2 separate regions of the Homo sapiens genome follow, and region 1 is linked to region 2. The links are chromatin loops, found by intact Hi-C in ENCODE. Cell type or tissue: IMR-90. All regions are shown on one strand. Each heading gives the region's core, and the rest is flanking DNA. Links, peaks and the distances in the headings are about the cores only. Region 1 overlaps PCNX2 (pecanex 2). Region 2 overlaps PCNX2 (pecanex 2).

Region 1 (4,399 bases), core at 313-4,312, 130 kb after region 2:
GTCTAGGCTGCAGTAAGCCATCATCATGCCACTGCACTACAGCCTATGTGAACAGAGTAAGATCCTGTCTCAAAAAAAAAAAAAAAGCAACTTTCATACACACATGTAAATAAACATAAACTTCAATACATTCAATAAAGTCTTCATATAAAGAACCGCTTAGGAAACATAACATGATGAAGTCAGGGTTTAGGACGTGAACCAGGTAGAGTAAGTACGTAGAGTTTGAAAACTTAAAAATCCTGTGCTTCCATTATTTAATGTTTGCTCCTAAAATAATGCTTTTCCTTCTTGTCTATATTAGTGGCATAATCTCTGTCGTTAACAGAGAAAAAGATTAGTTAGATTTATAAAAACAATGTTCATTCAAACTCTTCTGCGTTGTACGGAAGCCACTGAGTAATGTAACTCTGTCATTTCACATCGAAATACAACAGAACTGAAATTGCAATGTTGACACAAATTCAGAGATATCTTAAACGGAGCACATGCCAGAACTTCACTACAAACAAAAGATTAAGCTAACTACATTGTAGGTAAGGTAGGTAATGATCATAAATAGGCAAGAGTGGGAAAAGAAATGTACGCTTCTGTGCAAAAAAGTAGAAGGTGTACAGCACCCTCTATCGCCAACTGAAATAAACTAAGAATTGACTACGACATAATGTGTAACGAATGGCTGTTTTAGAGCAGTCTTCCTCCTACTAAGGTGTCCTGCTAGGAAACATGATACAAAGGAAGTGTCAATCAATACATATCAGCTTAATTTTTCCATATTTCTTAGTACATTTCAGATTGTAAAATAATAATAATAATAAACATCATTTTCCTATATAAGCCATTTAAATATCCTTTAAAAAATCTATGGGTTGATTTTCTATTTAAGATCTTTTGGGTCAGTTCTAGAATTAAACAGAACTAGGTTAAAGTATACTACTCACTATCTGTGACTATAAGCATGTTGTCTTCCTACCTTAAATCCTCCCTATTAAATCAGGAAGATATTTTCCTCGTAGGTATCATTGTGAAAACTAAACCAGACTATGTATGTAAAGCAGTGAACACTGCCTTTCATATATTATGTACTTCATAACCATCCCTGGCCCTTTTTACTTCCTTTTGTTGATATAGGATTGACTTTGCTTTTTCTTATATTAAATAGCAACATAACTCCTATGCTTTTATGCAAATGGTATATTAATTTCAGGTGTCTCTGTTAGCAGGCATGGGGGAAGAGTATCTTGCCCTCAAATCACACCTAATCCTCCTTATTTTATAAAGACAGTCTCAAACAGCATATTAACTTCCCTCTTAATTAACCTCTTTTATGAGGGTTGAGTATTCCAGACAAGGCATGGGCATATAAGAAAGATTCTCTTCTGAGCTTAATGACTGGTATATGTCTGCATCAGAAACCTGTATTGTCATCTGTATTGTCATGTGTATATGGGCTCTCCATTTGGCCAGGAGGAAATGGTTACATGCTTACAGTAAGCATTGCTCAAATGGAGACGTTTCCCTTATGTGATATAATTCTCTGGTGTCCTGATAGTGTAGTTATAATCCAGCTTGCCCACCCAAGTACCAAAGAGACGATGATGTCCACAAAAATCACTGAAACGGACAGGTGGACAGGAGCGCAATCTTTGAATAATTCCAAAGTCTATGTTCTTTGCTAGCGTCTCTTCTCCAAGTATTTGCTGCTTATTCTCTCTCATTTTTTTTAAGTTATAGACTGTGAGCAGCATAATCATCTAAAAAGACAGTATCTTAGTAACTTAAAGCCAAAGCGTTTCCCACATTAATACATATAAAGTGAAAGCGTTAAGTTTCAAGAGACATTTTCTCTTCCTCCAAAACAATAATGGAAATGGAAATATCCCAAGCCTGTAGTAACTATTCTGTGAACTACAGTACACGATACTTAGCACATCTGGTCTCAATTATCCCGTTCTCTGGTGAATCTTTGGTAAACTAGTTTGGTTCAGGGCTATAGCAGAGATAAGTTTATTTAAGCTAGATTGAGCTCCAAGCAATAGCAGAAATAGTGATTAATGGTGGAAATTTCTAAAAGTGCTGCCACTAGAAGGTAATAAAGACGGGCCTGGGGCTAGGATCTAGTCTGGGCCAGAAGAGTGCACTTCTGTATGGAAGGAGTTGGGCCTCAAATTGACCATGACGATATTCCACCATACTGGACTCACCAGGTTTCCACCATCTGAGCTTCTACAAGCAACAGACAGTCAAAATACATGTGCTTCTTCTACACTGTCTCACTGATATTGGAAAAACATTTCTTGAAATTCTTCATCTTCCCCAGAGTTTAAAGACGATAGCCTATCACTCTCAGAGAGAGGGCCTCCCTTTTTCTGCCTCTTTCCTTGTTTTTCAGGCTTCCTCCAGGGACATGGGCACAAGGCGCATAGAGGGACACAGAAATGAAAGTCCCAGCAACATGTTCAACATGTAGGATGTTTAACTAAAGCAGCACTGTTCTGAAAACCATAACCTGTTATTTTGAATTTTAACAGGGATTCTTGTTCAATTCTCCTTTTATGTGACAGTAAAATTTGTGTGAGTATCGGAGAAAAAGGCAGCAACACCGTGGAAGTGAGGCAAGGCTGGGAGCATGGGACCTGACTGCCATCATGTGGCAGCAGTGGCTGTTGCCACCGGAACAGAACCACACTGAGCGGCAGGGCCAATTCTCAGGCTTTCAGAGAAAATGCCCCAGAGAACAAAAGTCTTTCTAGAATCAACCTCACAAACCTTTCGTCCTTATGCCTCTATGCCTGGGTGAAAGTACAATCTCTTTCTAATACGTCTAAGAAAACAAGATAAGAATGACAGTGAAAGGAGCAAAGAGTAAAAAGTGAAAGCCAAAAAGAAAGGACATGGAAATTTGGGAGGGCAGACACTATTCCAAGGTAGACCCAGGTGATCATCTGCTTCTTGCCAATCTTTTCCACCTCCATGTGATCAAAGGCACCAAGAACCCACACAAGTTTTTCAAATTTGAAGCAGCAAATACCTATCTCTCTACTATCCAAATTAAGTGAGTGACGCAGCTATATGCATCTCTCAAATATTTGTAATAAAAGACGAAATTTCTAAACTATAATTGAATGGCACATGGTACTGGGTATATCTAATATCGAGAGAAGTCACAATGTTTTACTCTTCATTTTGAATATCTAGTTGACTTGTTTTATTGCCTCACATTCCTGTTCAGCTATTCCAAGTCAGAGTGTCACTATTATTTCTTCTGACTAAAGTTAAAAACACAGTCTAAACAGACATGATTATTTATTGCCGTTTTCTGCCTGCTTATCTTCTTTGGGAACCAGGTAGATAATTAAACATTGTGGCTTTAGAGGACTTTCCTGAAAGTTAATCCCAATAAGTAAGAGGTTTTGTTGAGATAAGGGTCAGAGAAGCTGATAATGTCAACAAAAGAGTAAGAACTCTGAGGAGGTAGTAAAGATTAAGTACAGGGCTTCAATCCACCTTTGGAGTATGGTACACAGTGGGTTCAGAGATATACGGCAGCTTTCAAACATAAGCCTAATTTATAAACTAAAAATATCTGCTAGATCTTTGCTACGATAATTCAAAAACAAAAGCCATGAATAAGTGAATTCAGATAAATATTTATATTACCATCCTACTCTTATTTTTTAAATAAAAACAAGTTGAAGTTCCATCCTTGATATAAAAATCCCCCAAAAAAGTACTGCAAACAAATTTGCTACAGAATGACTCTTCCATTCAGTAGACTACCATGCCTATTTTGTGAGTTATAGATCCTCAAAATGAATGTAAATATCATGTCTTTCCAATCAGATTTCACTGGGGAGCAGATGATATGCATTTTGCATGCATTTCCATTAGATTGCTTATGACACCGTAAAAGCCAGATTAATACTTAAACATGGTTATAGATTGTCCATAGAAGAAAGCTCTGCTATATTACTTGGATTCATTTATACACAAAGAAATATAAATATTTGCTGAACAAAAAAGAGAAACTATCAAGCTTTAATTACAAGATCTACTGAGTAGTAATAAAACTTCACTCTGCAACAAACCCTCTGCACTCAAAAACACATTTCAACTTTCTAAGCAGCTTCACCTCCAACTTCCTAGGCAGATAGCCTACTTCCACTTTGGTTTTCTAGGCAGATTAGCAATTCCAACTTTCTGGGCAAATTAGTTCATTTTGGCTCTGAACTACTGAATCAATCTTGTGTTCTGGGTAATAAAATACTCAAGTGGATTTATCCTCTGGCAGTTTTTCCTACTAGCAATTCTAAAGGCTGCAATTCAAGCTGTAGTTTCCTCATTCTGGTTTCTGGGGAAAGCAGAACTGTGTTAGGTAATGTTACCAAAGATACCTGCT
Region 2 (4,399 bases), core at 327-4,326:
AATAATAGCACAAAGGAAAGGAAGGAGAAATAATGTTAAAATTCCTCACACTACATATAAAGTGGTATATTATTTAAACGTAATATTATTTAAATTTAATATATATTTAAATTTATATTATTTAAATAATATACCACTTTCTGTGTAGTGTAACAACACCACACATATACCTTTAAAGGCAGATACTGACGAATTAACTTTTATATTCCTAATATAAGAGAATGACTTTTAAATGGCACAAATAATATGTCAGTAGAAGAAATAAAATGGAATAAAGAAGTAGTTCAAAGTGACATCCCCTCAAAGATTATCCTGTTATCCTTCTCTCCACTGCCCTGATCACTTGTCTCCTTCTAGAGACTCTTAAAATATTTGGCATATCATTTTTTATCACACGGAAAGTCGTACAGAATCTTGGCAGCAAGAATGGGCACTGGAGTCAGACCCGGGTTCTGATGCTAGGTCTGCCTCTTATTAGTTGTGAGATGGGTTTCAGTCCACTGAGCCTCAGTTTTCTCATCTGCACAGCAGACTGGTGCCTACCTACCTCAGCAATTTATTGTGAAGATTGAATGAGGTCATCCATGTACATTTTTAGCTCAAGAACCAGAATATTATAAGTACTCATAAATACAGGTTATTTTACTGGTTGCACTTATGAGATTGTTTCAAAATTATTTATTTTTCATTTTTTATTTTTTGAGACAGAGTCTTGCTCTGTTGTCCAGGCTGGAGTGAAGTGGCATAATCATGGCTCACTGCAGCCTCAACCTCCCAGGTTCAAGCGATCATCCCACCTCAGCCTCCAAAGTAGCCTCCCAAGTAGCACCACCACACTTAGCTAATGTTTGAATTTTTTGTAGAGATGGAGTCTCCCTATGTTGTCCAGGGTGGTCTTGAATGCCTGAGCTCAAGCGATCTGCCCACCTCGGCCTCCCAAAGTGCTGGGGTTACAGGTGTGAGCCACCACACTCAGCCCCAAATTATTTTTTATATGTCTGTCTCTCCTGCATCCCCCATTAGAATGCACTGTCATTGGCAGCAGGCACTGGTATTATTTACAGTTTTACTTTTATCTTCTAGAAGATTTGTAGGATCATAGTAGGTATTTCAGTTAATGCTTTTCAGAAAGTGAAACAAGTGACTGAAGGCCTCAGGTATTGTTCCAGTTCATCAAGCGCATAGGCTATAGGAGCTTGGGTTCAATGGAATTTTTCCGATTACTTCATGATTCTCATTTACATGTCACATCTTTGCAATTGCCACTGCTTTTTCTGATAAGACAGGTATTTATCCTCTCTTCCTCCCTGGATGTTTCAAATTTTATAGTAACTATCTCAGTCTCATTCATAGCCTTTCTTCACCTAAGGTAGAAACACCATGGTTTGGACCACTCAAAGTACTTCCAAAACTGCTAGTTCAAGGAAAGAAAGAATGGGAAAATCTGTGACCTTGAAGATCTTGTCCTAAATATGAGCACCTGGTATAGAATTGAAATCTGCAGGTTCCAAATGTACATCCTATAAAACAAGATGCCTACAGCCAGCACAGGAAGGCACATGCCAGTGGTCAGCCTTGCAAGGAAAAGGCTTCCCTGGCGCTTCACCAGATTGAGTTCTCTATTCTGGAAGCACTTTAAGGAGGGCCTTTCAGAGGGCACTCCTAGGTGCTGAATGAGCAAGGTTTTCAAAATTCTTTCAGCAAGTGAGTCTAGAGTTGTCACCTGTCTTGAATTCCTGAAGCCACTCAAGTAGCCTTTGTGCCTTAAGCACACCTTACTTCCCTGCTCCTTAGAAGATTTACCAGCTCTGGCTCTTCAATTCTCTCTATTAATGAAGGCACATCACTGCCCAGAGGGACTGCAACATTTAACCAGTGAGAATTCTCTCTTTCAGCAGAGAATGCTGCAAACTTTTTAAAAAGATGGGCGTTCGTAAATACTTCTTTGATGTGTTAGCGGGATGAATGTGTCTGTGTAGATCTTTGAACAATATAACTAAATTCACATATTTATTATAGTATACTTTGGCATGAGAATTAAGCAAAAATGAAGAAAAAAATTTTAAGTCTTACATGCTAGGCTTGATGTCCCAAATGGGGAGAAAAAGCTGACTCTTACTTTGAAGGCTGAAGGGCAGAGGAGTTACTAGCGTGTATTTCAGCCCCTCCCATGAGATGAACTGCAGTAACTTGCATGGTTTGAGTTAAGGGAAATCATCCTCTTTGTGTGTGGGTGCCGTCCTAGGGAGGAGAAGACAAGAAAGTGGATGTGTTAGGCTGTAAATCTTTAAGGGATGTGTAGGTTCTGTGCAGGCACTTTCCTGCAATTACACAATACAACACTAAGAATGCAGCCACAGGCTGTGGTCACAACGCAGTGAGCTGGCCAGTTGGGTGACATCAGCTTGTCATCACCAGGGTAGATTTACAGCTAGAAGCAGATTGTGGTTTATTCTTCCTGGTTTTGCAAGAGGGATTCTGATGACTAGACAGCACAGAGCAACAAACTCACAGCTCTACTGGCCCTGTGCTAACTCCCCACTGTGAACAGGACAGCAGGCAGCAGCTAGACAGCTGAACAAGATTCATAAGAAGCCAAGAAAATCAAAACATACACCTTGAGAAGCCAGAGGAGGAAATCTAAGTAATCCATAGGCTCAGTCTAAAAGCCTTGCTTCTCCCCGTACTCCCTTCCCCCACCACTATGAGTCAGCATCTCTCTAGAATAATAAAACGCCACCCAACCCCTGCATCCAAGCTAAGAGTTTATTTCTCAAAAAAACAGTTTTCCATCTCGGAAGCTCTCAAATGAATTCAGTCAATATGTGCTGAGTAATTATTACGAGCCTGCCTCTTGTAAGATGTTGTGTAAGGTAGGAAAGAAAGAAATACAGCAGTGGTCTCACCACTGAGGCATTTCCGGTCTTCCTGGGAACACAGACGCACTAGAGGTGTGTGTTCTTTGTTTTCAGGCATAGTGCAGAGCTTGTGAAATTCTTTCCCTGAACCATCCTGGGTGGCAGCTGAGAGTGCAAATGTATCCCTGAAAGCCCAGAAAATGTGTTTTGCCTATGCAGTGGCTGCATGGAACTTCTGCAAACCAGTCTTTACTCCTGAGCCTGTGCAGACTCGAATAGCACTGAGTTCAAGTCAGCCTCTGTAAGTGACTTAGGATATGCTAATGAACAGTCATTGTAAGAGAGCAATATTCAACATTCCGGAGTTTTATTTCATATCTACTCTGTGCCTGACTGTGTTCTGCAAATTGGGGTTCTATCAGTAACCAAAAGAGACAAAGATCTTTTCCTTCAAGGAACTTAATAATAGTGGGAGATACAATAATATAATAAACAATTATAAAGTGTGTTATAAGATGATGACGGCTATGACAAAAAGGTAAAAAGTAGTGCAAGTACTTAAAAGGGTGAAAGGATTGGAAACCTGGGGTGAACGGTGAAGTAGGGTAAAATTACAATATGAAACTGGGTGGGTCAGGGCAAACCTGACTGAAAAGGTGAGATCTGAGCAAAGGCTCAAAAAAGGATCGAGTCCAGTGGATATCAAGGGAGGAACATTTAAAGACAAAGGAAACAGAGCGTGGAGTCTCCAGTGGCAGCACATCTGGCATAGTGGAGGAACTGCAAGTCTACCTGGGTTGGGCATGAGGAAGAACAGAAGAGGAGGTCAGAGCAAGAACGGAGACCAGTTGGTGCTGGGCCAGTGTCATGGGTTTGCCTTTTACTCTGTATGAAGTGGTGAGTCATTACAGGGTTTTGGGCAGAGAAGGTACAAAATATGGCTTGTGATTTGAAAGAAAGACTTCAGAGACGTTTGGTTTCTGCTGTGGCATGTAAAAAGCTTGGAAGTTATTTTTACAAGAAGAAGAAGCTGGATAAACAGAAAACTGATGGCTCGTCTCAACCCATCAGATCACTGATATTGCAGCGGTCACAGAAAACTCTGGACTACGGAGCGACAGGCGCATCCAGAAAGTCACAATGCAGATTAGCTTCTGTGGGGCAAAAGGTGCTGTGGCCATAAACTCCTAGGAACATTTAAATGATAATTTTCATGAAGTTATACAGGCTGAGGGTGGCCTACCATGAGATTAAGAAACTCACAGGCACCACGGTCTTAGGGAAGGGCCTACACTTTCAGGGGTTTTACTTCCAGAAACCCCACTAGGTTCTCATGGTGAAGATCAAGAAACATCCCCTCACGGCTCTGGTAGAAGGTGGGGAAGATTAAACAATGCAAAACACACAGGCTTATCCTCCAGAGCACAGCACTGCACAGGAGCCGATCCCACGTGGGAGAAAGAACTTCCTTCCCTACCAGTTTACTCCAGTTTATCTCACTGGAAAGAGGAAGGGAGGAAGAAACATAGTCATTGGGTGTC

The links. Peaks named below come from ENCODE experiments on the same cell type or tissue, not always from the same donor. Only the 100,000 strongest peaks of a DNase experiment are listed, where the experiment ranks them.
Region 1: it touches region 2 in a loop (2.7-fold over the local background); 3 of 110 quality-filtered maps call a loop at or near these places.

The regions. Positions count from the first base shown.
Region 1 is chr1:233,238,623-233,243,021 of GRCh38, forward strand. The region is part of intron 8 of PCNX2 (pecanex 2); the gene reads right to left. Among named protein-coding and RNA genes, the nearest start is that of PCNX2, 55 kb to the right of the region's middle. RefSeq lists a silencer at 4,301-4,399. In IMR-90, for the core only: CTCF peaks have their summits at 597 and 2,646 (motif pointing left); no DNase peak of the experiment used is centred there.
Region 2 is chr1:233,110,726-233,115,124 of GRCh38, forward strand. The region is part of intron 21 of PCNX2 (pecanex 2); the gene reads right to left. Among named protein-coding and RNA genes, the nearest start is that of NTPCR, 160 kb to the left of the region's middle. RefSeq lists an enhancer at 3,877-4,399. In IMR-90, for the core only: no CTCF peak of the experiment used is centred there; DNase peaks (open chromatin) are centred at 2,416 and 2,906; H3K4me3 peaks cover 245 bases; H3K27ac peaks cover 2,751 bases.